2 separate regions of the Homo sapiens genome follow, and region 1 is linked to region 2. The links are chromatin loops, found by intact Hi-C in ENCODE. Cell type or tissue: PC-9. All regions are shown on one strand. Region 1 overlaps ASCC2 (activating signal cointegrator 1 complex subunit 2). Region 2 has its middle 18 kb from the start of CABP7-DT.

Region 1 (5,000 bases), 98 kb before region 2:
TCACACCTACCATTTATTTGGCCCACTGCTGCCCTGAAGGCCCCATGGGACAGCAGGAACCAGTGCCCGAAAGGGTGTTTCTTCCATGAGCAAGTGATGTTTACCAATCACTTGTTAACTTGAGAAATTAGCTTTGTGCCTTTGGACAAGTTCCTCAGCCTCTGAGGCACAATGAGGTTGAGTGATCTGTGACTACTGATCTTATGCGACTATTACGAGCATTAAATGTGGGATAGCGCTTTTAAGAAACAGAAGGAAACCCTGTGTGAATGGCATGCAGAGAATGAGGGGGAGCTTTGTTTGAGGTGTGGCTGCATACCCAGGCAGAGGCCAGATCAGGCAGCAGCTTATCTCCCTCTTCAAGGTTTTGAGATTGTGTCCTAGGAGTGCCTGTTGAAGGGAACTGAAAAATCCGATGGATTTAATACAGCAGGGGGAAGTGGGGTGCAGATTGCATCAGCTGGCAGGGCCCCCTTAAATTGATCTCTGTGTCCCCCACCCAGAGAAATGAAACCAGACCCTACACCCCTGCTGACGTCTCGCCACAACGTCTTCCAGAATGACGAGTTTGATGTGTTCAGCAGGGACTCAGTAGACCTGAGCCGGGTGCACAAGGGCAAGAGGTGAGTGCAGTGGGCCATGGGGTTCCGATACCCCAACTCTGGAAGTGCAGAGAGGACACAGGGAAACCAAGGGCTCCATCTTCGCAGAATTGGCCATGGAGTATCAGCACAGGGATCCCTTCACAACCCTAGACCTGTGCACCCCCAGTGGTTAGGAGCAGGTTCTCTACTGATCAGGCTTCAGGTTCTGACTCTGTGCAGGGAGGCTGTTAGTGAATCCCCCCTGTTGATAGCAAAAGGCCAGAAGGGCCAAAACTATCCCCCTCTTCCCTTCTTCTTACATCTTTTAATGTGTTAACCATCAAATCACTGGTGGACAGTGCTTCCCAGAAACCACTCTTTGACCTGATTTTCCCCAGGCTGTGAGAAAATTAAGGACTTTGAATGAGCTTTTCAGAAGGTGAACATATTCCACTTTAAGGCCTTTCTATTTATTTTTAGTTTATGTCCTTCCTACTTTTTTGGCATTGAAAATTCCGTTCATGATTTATCCATTTATTCAACAAATATTTGTCTAATACTTACAGCATTCTAGGCTCTGGATTAATTAGGTTCTGGGGATATAGTGGGGAGTGAAACAGACACGGCCCCTGCCCACGTGGAGTTTGCATTAATCAACTCATCAAACAAGCAACATCAAATTGCAGGTATAACAAATACTACAAGCTGGAGGTGCACAGAATTCTGAGCCTTTGGTAGGGCTTCACCCCAGTCAAGAAGGCTCCTCTGAGAACATGACATGGGACCGAGAGCTAAAGGGTGAGGAGGGGTCACTTCTGCAAAGGAGGGAAGGAGAAGCTTCCCAAGCAGAGCAACAGGGACAGTGGTCCCGAGGCCATAGTGAGCACAGCAAAGGGTCCCATGAACCGACAAAGCCAGCATATTTTATGTTTTGAAAAGATCAGGGCTGGGTGCAGCGGCTCATGCCTAGTCCCAGCACTTTGGGAGGCCAAGGCAGGTGGATCACTTGAGTCCAGGAGTTCGAGACCAGCCTGGGCAACATAGCGAAACCCCATATATACAAAAAATACAAAAATTAGCCGGGTGTGCTGGCACACGCCTATAGTTCCAGCTACTCTGGAGGCTGAGGCAGTAAGATCACTTAAGCCCAGGAGGTCAAGGCTGCAATGAGCTGTGATCGTGCCACTGTACTCCAGCCTGGGTGACACAGTAAGAACCTGTCTCAAGAAAAAAAAATAAGAGAGTTCACCCAGCGTTGGAATGATGACCCATCAGAGGGACAGAGAGTTGGATGTCATGGTAAAGAGTACAACATCCAAGTAGAGAACAGCAAAATAAGATGTATTCTAGTCCCCCAAAGTTCTGCATGGAATCTAGAAATCAGGGGACTTCTTTACAAGTACAGGCTGCTCTTTCACCATCACGTGAATGGGGACCGTGAGGTTCAGAGAGGGAGGAGACCAGCCAGCCTTGTTCCTGTGGTAGGAGCCCCAGTGGCGGAAATGCCAGCTGCTTCTTCAGTTAGGGCCCTGTGCTGTTACCCCTCCCTAGGGCTGTCCACTGCTAAAAGCTTGGCTGGCTGAGGGCTTGGGGAACTGGCGCAGGGCAACTACAAAGCCGTCTGGCTGGCTGGACAGGAAGCACTTGCAAACTGCTTAGTCATACACATTGCAACACCCCCAGATCCCAGGCCAAAGATGTTATCCTGGATCAGTGGCCGCTATTCCAGGCCAGCATGGCCCTCTGTAGCTCCAGCGGTGGGCAAGGGGCAGACAAGGGGTCCTCCAGGCTGGCGAGAAGCCTGGCCCCCTGCTCCAATCCAGGAAGCCTGATTGGTAAGTTCCCCACAGAGATTAGCCATCTCTGGATATGGCCTTTCACCTTGATCTGTGGTTTTGTCCAGGGCCCATGGTATTGTAAAGTCTCATCTCACCCCACCTAGGTCATAAGTCACCTACGAGCATTTGCCAAGGGGCTGGTCCCAGCTGTCAGGGTCAGCAGAGTGGCTGGCATTGAGGTGGCCAGGTTTCTGGAACACTGTGCCCTTGTTCCTGGGGCCCTCTGGGCTGGCACGCAGAGAGACTCACTGTGCTGGGTAGCCCAGGGGCTGCAGATTGCAAAGAGGCAAAGCCTCCATTCATGTGTTCATTATTTATTCATTCAGCAAATATTTATTAAGAGATTTAGTAGCACCAGATCCTATGCTAGACACCAGGGAAACAGGGTGAGCTGGATACCCGGCCTTGCCCTCAAATGATCATAAGAAAGACCATTAAACAAGTAAGGACAGAGTGGGAGGTGCTGGGGTGGGGTACACAGGAACTTCGGCAGGGACACATGTCCTAATCCCATGAGAAATTAGGTAGGACGCTGCAGATGGTAGTGGAGTTAAAATGTGTTCGTTGTTGAATCAGATAGGCTGTACTCAGTGCTTAAGTAGTAAGGAAATCTGTTCCCTTGCATGACAAGGCGGTGTAAGGTAGGGCCGTCTAGGCTTGGTTGACCTATCATCCAGAATGTATCTTTCCAGTCTCTTGGGGCCTCACTTCGTGGTCAGGCTACTTCCTTTGAGGCTGCAGAGGGGCTGCAGCTGTTTCTACTATGGCTTCCAGACATGACAGTGCCAGGAGATAGTCCAGACCAGGTCTTCCTGTGTCTCTCCTAGAGCCTAGGATACCTTTCCCAGAAGTCTCCAATACCCCTCATATCTCATCAGGAAAACCAACTCACAGGGTGCAGGCCTGGAGCTCCAGGGTGAAACGGAAAGGTAGAAAGACCTAAAGAAAATGTAGGGTCTGTTTGGAGAATGGGTGAGGTGCAGCATGGCTGTTGTGGAGACATCAATACATGTGCTACAGGTATATCATAGCCAGTGAAGGAGTCAGTGGGCAAGAGGCAGGGTCCCCTAATCCCTTTGGACCATTCCATGGTGCCCTGGAAGACAACATGTGTTCTAAAAATATCTGTGCCGGCTGGGCGTGGTGGCTGTAATCCCTGCACTTTGGGAGGCCAAGGTGGGTGGATCACCTGAGGTCAGGAGTTCAAAACCAACCTGGCCAACATGGTGAAACCCCATCTCTACTAAAAATACAAAAAACTAGCTGGGCATGGTGGCAGGCATCTGTAATCTCAGTTACTCGGGAGGCTGAGGCAGGAGAATCATTTGAACCTGGGAGGTGGAGGTTGCAGTGAGCCAGGATCACACCATTGCACGCCATCCTGGGCAACAAGAGTGAAACCCTGTCTCAAAAAATAATAATAATTAAAATTTTATTTTAAGTGTCTGTGCCCTTGGTCTGCCTTTTGGGGAGTCGCAGAGCACATTAAGGCTCTGAAAAGTCCTGTAGTAAAAGAAACAGGATTCACTTTGTTGAGCCCAGAAAGTGCTGGATCTGCTTCGACATGTCATTTCTTTCTCACATCAGCCCTGGGAAGTGGGTGCCAAGAGAAGGAACTGAGACTTAGCGAGGTTAAGGGACTTGCCTGTGGTCACACAGCCCAGGAAGTGGCAAAGCAGACCTGAATCAGGAGACCTGTGTCTGGCCCTGGCTTTGCTCTTAGTAGCTGTGTGACCTTAAGAGGGTTGCTCTGCCTCTCTGGATCCCCTGATTCTTCACCTGGAAAAGTAGGAGTCTGTTGCTTCCACAGGCTCTTTAGAAGTTCAAAGGCAGGAGTCACCCTGCTAAGGACCAGTTTGAATTGGGCCTTGAAGGACAGGCTTGAGGAGATGAGGAAGGGAAAGGTGGCGAGGTTTCAGGGGCACCTGCATATTCCCAGGGCTTGCTCCCATCTTGGAGGCTGAGGAAGCTACCTGCTCCAGAGGGTCTCTGCAGCCACCATTGCCTGTGTTTCCAGGCTTGACTGAAGTTCTGGCCTCTGATGCATCTTTTCCCAGCTGGCTTTGGTCCTGATTTTTCTTTTTCCTTTCTGGCTCCAAATGAGGTCTGGGGCCAAGGTTGCATCTCCCTGGACAAGCTGCCCAGGTGCCCGGGCTTCACTGTCCCTACCTGTGTCTTCTTCCAGGGCATAGCTAGGGTGGGTGGAGCTTGCCATGCTTCTCTGCCTGGCCCTGCCAGGGAGCCACATAACCAGAGGCCACACAGCATGAAAGAACTGCCCCACTGCACAGAACCAGGGATGGGATGGACCAGAAGCCGAAGGTGTAGCAGAAAGGATGGTGATGCCTCTCATTCTTCCTCAGTCTCCTGGCCCAGCACAGGTCCTGGAACCTATTAGGCCCTTAGGAAATATGTGTCAAATGCATGGGTGTGCTCCTACCAGTGGCACCTACCACCTGAACAAGCTTGGGCTCCTTTTTCTTCCTCTCTACCTCTTTTTCAGCTTAGCATAGAAAGCCAGGTACAGGGCCAAGGTCACAGTCACAGGCCCCTTCCCTGGTGGATGTGAAAGATTTCT
Region 2 (5,000 bases):
ATGTGCTCCAGCCTGGACAGGACCGAAGGTGGCTAATACCAGTCCTGTCACCGGAGGGTCAGAAGCAGCACGCTTGGGGCAGACACACAGCAGCCACCAAGTCAGGCTCCCCTGTAACGCTGGGGGAGAGACCTCACGGGGCCCCTGAGCCCAGTGGAGGTCATCCTTGAGTATCCACAGCTCTTGGCCCCCTGGTGTCCCCCTCCCCATACCTTCCCTGCCCTGAGGAGCTCCTGAGGGTGGGGTGTTTCCCTGAGCCCTGCCTTGCAGGGTTCTCCACCCTACACACAGCATGCACTGGACACAGCAGGGAGGGGACTCTGGACTGGGGCTGGGAGCTGCCCCCACCACCTTCTGAGGGGAAGAATCTGCCCCAGCTGGGAGCTGCTCTCCCAACTTGGCATTTCCAGGGGCCCTTCCTACGTGATGTGGGGAGCCCTGGCATCCCCAGCCGCTCTCCCCCTTCCATGGGAAAAGAGGAGGGAGGAGAGGAAAGCCGTATTAATAAAAGAATAGGATACTGCACTAACCCCACAGCATGTGCGGCTCAGAATAGCAATGCGCCTTCTCAAGGCAAACAAAACTCCCCAGGTGTTAATGCAAATTCACTCCAGTTAAGATGAAAGAGGGTTGTTTCCCCCTTTGCTGGTTAATATGAAGGACTTAATAGATTCAGCCTCAGGAACTCAGGAACTCGGGCTGGGTGCGGAAGGCTGGCGAGTGAGGAGGGGGAAGGATGAAGGCGTGGGCAAAGAAGGGAGGTCCCATGGGTTTCGGGGCAGAGCAACTGTCACAGCAGGCCCGGCCGACGCTGCGGCTCCTGCCACCCCCCTCTGCCACCCGGGCTGACAGGCGCTGGGCCTGGTTGCTCAAGAGGAAAACCCAGAGTGGCCATGCCAATCCCCGCCCTGGCGCCTGCTGCCTTTCACTTGAGCTCGGGGGCTGGCAGCATGGTGGCCCCTCCCGAATTTGTGCCAGAGGATAGTGGGTCCAAGAGAAAGGAGGGATGTGGTGGGAGCTCTAACACAGGCCCCAGGCTGGGGTCCCTGCAGGGCACCTGGTTCCACTCCGGCTCCCGGCCATGGCTGTAGCCATAGCCACTCCTGCGGTATCCTGGGCCAGTCACTCCCATTTTGGCTCCTTGGAAGGTGAAGCTGGCTTGACATGGCCTTGGAGGACCTCGGGGGACCAGTCTGTGGAGTTGGAACCTAAGGGGGCCTCGAGTTCTGCTGGTCCAAACCTGACCTTCTATAGCCAAGGCATGGAAGCCCAGAGAGTGGAAGGGACTTACTCAAGGCCACACAGCAACAGGCGGAGAGCTGCAGGGGATCAGAGCCCACAGCCAGCTGGCCTGAAGCGCAGGCTGGACCATTGAGCTGCCTTCTGCTGGGACAGACAGGGCCCTGTCCTCCCAGAGTGGAGCTCCTCTCCAGCCCCGGGCTCCAGGCTAATCTGCTCATCCCAGAGCACTTGACTTTCTCAGATATATTCCCTGGGAATTATCCTCTGCTGAAAATCCCCAGGGCCCAAGGAGGGCCCCTGCTGGGGAGGATGGAGACACCATGCGCAGCTTGCCACAGCAGGGGTGTGCCAGGGTTCCTGGGGAGGCGCTGCCTGGCTCAGCTGGGGATAAAGGGAGACTTCAGAGATCCGGGGAGGGCCGGCCTGAGGCTGGGCTGTCCCTGTCGGTCCACTCCACTCCTCCAAATTTAACTCCTCTCTCTCTCTCTCAGGGTAAATGGCACAGCAGGTGCCTGCCTGGGACACCTCAGCAGCCTTCTTTGCTTTGTTTACCGACTTAATTCCTTCAGATCAAAGGCTGCCCCTTCCTCCCTGAGCAGGCAGATGGGGAATGACATTATTTATATCAGAAATGGGCAAGGCTCCATGGGACTTCTTCCTTATGCCTGATAAGAGAAAATTAGGTCACTCCCGTGCCTCCCTGGCGTCTGCAGTTGGGTTTTTACAGCCCAGGTACTCACAGGCTCAGGGAAGAGCTCATGTGCACAGTGTGGCCCACCTGGTTCTCTCCCACCCTGAGCCTCCAGTCAATTATTGACCTGAGCAGCCAGTATTAATGGGACAAAATGAGAACATCCTTCGCAGGCAGCTCCAGCCCGGAGTTATCTATCATTTCCCGGGCTTTGCAGCTGGCACTGGGCAAACATGGGCTTGGACAAACAGACCAGCTGCAGGCTCATTAAGCTCAGGGTGCAGGTGGAGGGGATGGAGGCCACAGGGGAGCCGTGAGTGGGCCTGATCCCTCTGAGCTGTGACATCCCCTGAGTCACTATGGCTCTTTCCTTTGCTTCCTCTTGCCCTCTGCCCCCAAAAGAAGTATCAGAAAAAAAGCCACCGTGTACCAAGTGGTGACTCACATCTAGGCAAGGTGCTTAGAGCTTTCTGGGCATTCGTAATCCCCACAAAACCCTATAAAATTCCCATTTTACAGGTGAAGAAAACTGCAGTGCCCAATAGACTGGACAATTTACGTAGGCTCACATGGCTGGTCAGTGGCCTAGCAGGAACGCAGGTTTGTCTGTGTTCTGAGGCAGGGAGGGCTCTTAGCCTCTCAGCTGTGCCGTTTCCCCAGCTCCCCCTGCAGCTAATGGTAGAGATTTCACCTTTCTTCAGGCCAGCTGCGTCTATTACTTGTAAGTTACGGTAACACTGCGACAGGTCCACACCCCTTTTCTTAGAAACCTGAGTGCATTTTGTTCCTGTTTTTCACGTTATCCTGACAACATCCCCCGGGTACCCAGAGGCCTCACTGTCAACTGTCTTCACAGGGGGTGGAAGGTCTGGCCCTTGTGGGGAAGGAAGAGCCAGGTGCCCTCCACCTCTCTGCCCTGGGCAAGTGTGGCTTAGGGGAGGGGCGAGATGCCTCTGGCTGCTCCCACTGCGGAGCCCTTCAAGAGAAGTCTTGATTTCAGCTCAGAGGCAAAATGCCAGGTGCTATTCTGGGGCCAAGTTGGTGAGAAATGGGCATCAAGTGGAAACCAGGAGAGGACACGGCGGGGGTTCCTCTCCGAGTCAGCTCGAGTCCTTGCTGGGCAGATTAACGGCCCTGTAATTTTCCCCAGGTGCTCCCATCACGGCGCAGAGGTCCAGAGCCATCTCTCTGGAAGCGAGCTGCGGTCTCCCTACCGGAGCTGGGGCTGTGGCTAGGATCCTGCCATAATGCAGTAATGACAGGCTGCCAGGGAGCCCCACACGGCCTGGCAGGGGAGGGGGAGAGGAGCCCTTGGCCTCCCTCTCTCTGCTGGAGATGACGCTGCCTGGGCTGTCTGAAAGGGAGACGGAGAACATGCGGGTGCCCGACTTTCTCTTCCCCAGACGGCTAAGAAATTGGACTAGATACAGTCACAGCAGTCTTCTCGCCAATACCTTTCCCCCCAGAGTTTCACTGCCAACTCTTCATTATATGTGGGTGGCTCCTTATCCTCTCTGCCACACGAAGGCTTCTGGGGTAGGCAGCCCTGGGGAACAGCTGTCAGGAACTCCCCACTCAGGCGAGGACCAAAGGCAAAGAATGAAGTGCTAGCAGGGAGGCCAGAATGAGCCACTTGGGGCTCCGATGGGACTGGCGGCAAATGCCACAGTGAAGCACTGAGGTCTGGCCCCCCCGCTTTGCATTTACAGCAGGGTCACTACAGACTAGAAAAAACAGCAAAGAATTCAACTGATCTCCTCGATACCAAAATACCATTAGAATCAGTCATTGGAACTCTGGTATTAGTAATTCTAACTCTACTTAGCGGGGACCTCTGACCTCAGGTCCCATTTACTATTTTGGTGGGGGTGGGGGGGCGTCGGGTTGTCTTTAATAGAAAGGTTAGGTAAAAATATTGCCTGGACGGCTTTAAATGACCAATATTTTTCAAAGTGCTTTCTTTGGCTTAGACTACGGAGGAAATCAAACTGCTTCCAATTACTAAAAATAACAATCTACATTTGCAAAATGAGTTTATATTATTCATCTAATAAAAAGTCTAATTAGTTACCTTTTTTTTTTGAGATGGTCTCACTCTGTCACTTTTTTTTTTTTTTGAGACAGTCTCGCTGTTACCCAGGCTGGAGGGTAGTGGCATGATCTTGACTCACTACAGCCTCACACTCCCAGGTTTAAGTGATCTTCCCACCTCAGCCTCCCAAAAAGCTGGGCCTATAGGTGCAGCCACACCTGGCTAATTTTTAAATTTTTTTGTAGACACGGGGTCTCTCTATGTGGCCCAGGTTGACCAATTCTATATATTCAAAGCTAACAACAAATTGTTAAAACTTTTCATATTCTTGCCGGACACGGTGGCTCACGCCTGTAATCCCAGCACTTTGGGAGGCCGAGGCGGGCAGATTGCTTGAGGTCAGGAGTTCGAGACCAGCCTGGCCAACATGGTGAAACCCCGTCTCTACTAAAAATACAAAAAAATTAGCTTGGCATGGTGGCAGGTGCCTGTAATCCCAGCTACTCAGGACGCTGAGGCAGCAGAATCACTTGAACCGGGGAGGCAGAGGTTGCAGTGACCTGAGATCAGGCCACTGCACTCCAGCCTGGGTGACACAGTGAGACTCTGTCTCAAAAAAAAAAGAAAAAAGAAAAAACTTTTCATATTCTTTAGTTTATCCACTTCAAACATCTTTCTAAAAAAAAAAACAAACACAAGTTATGTATAACTCAAAACATTTTGGAAAGACGTTGTGTATTTTGATAGGCTGTTTTCCTCACTGGCTTGTGCAATGGAAACCTGAAGTATGTCCTGACAAGTGTGTCGAGTGGGTCCCTTAGAAGTCCCGGCAGCCACACTGTGCTGTCTGACTCTCCAACTGGGGCTGCAGTGCTTCGGGACAGAGTTATCCTATAGAAGTTTTGGTCTTAATAAAGGACTTTTGTTGCTTAAGAAAACAGAAGCAAAACCCAAACTATAAGCTCTGCAGTGGTGATTTCCAACTTCAAGTGCAAATGTCACATAGCCCTGACAGTGGCTGCGCCTCATTTACTC

Evidence for each region. Peaks named below come from ENCODE experiments on the same cell type or tissue, not always from the same donor. Only the 100,000 strongest peaks of a DNase experiment are listed, where the experiment ranks them.
Region 1: a loop joins it to region 2, with 4 times the contacts of the local background. A loop is called at or near these places in 1 of 110 quality-filtered maps.

Annotation. Positions count from the first base shown.
Region 1 is chr22:29,796,614-29,801,613 of GRCh38, reverse strand. ASCC2 (activating signal cointegrator 1 complex subunit 2) reads left to right here. Exons shown (of 20, transcript NM_032204.5): 15 at 504-623. Among named protein-coding and RNA genes, the nearest start is that of UQCR10, 32 kb to the right of the region's middle. RefSeq lists enhancers at 37-1,032, 1,924-2,424, 2,425-2,925. In PC-9, no CTCF peak of the experiment used is centred here; DNase peaks (open chromatin) are centred at 2,173 and 2,633; H3K4me3 peaks cover 1,476 bases; H3K27ac peaks cover 5,000 bases.
Region 2 is chr22:29,699,021-29,704,020 of GRCh38, reverse strand. No RefSeq gene overlaps it. Among named protein-coding and RNA genes, the nearest start is that of CABP7-DT, 18 kb to the left of the region's middle. In PC-9, CTCF peaks have their summits at 1,546 and 2,529; DNase peaks (open chromatin) are centred at 1,820 and 2,340; H3K4me3 peaks cover 660 bases; H3K27ac peaks cover 3,600 bases.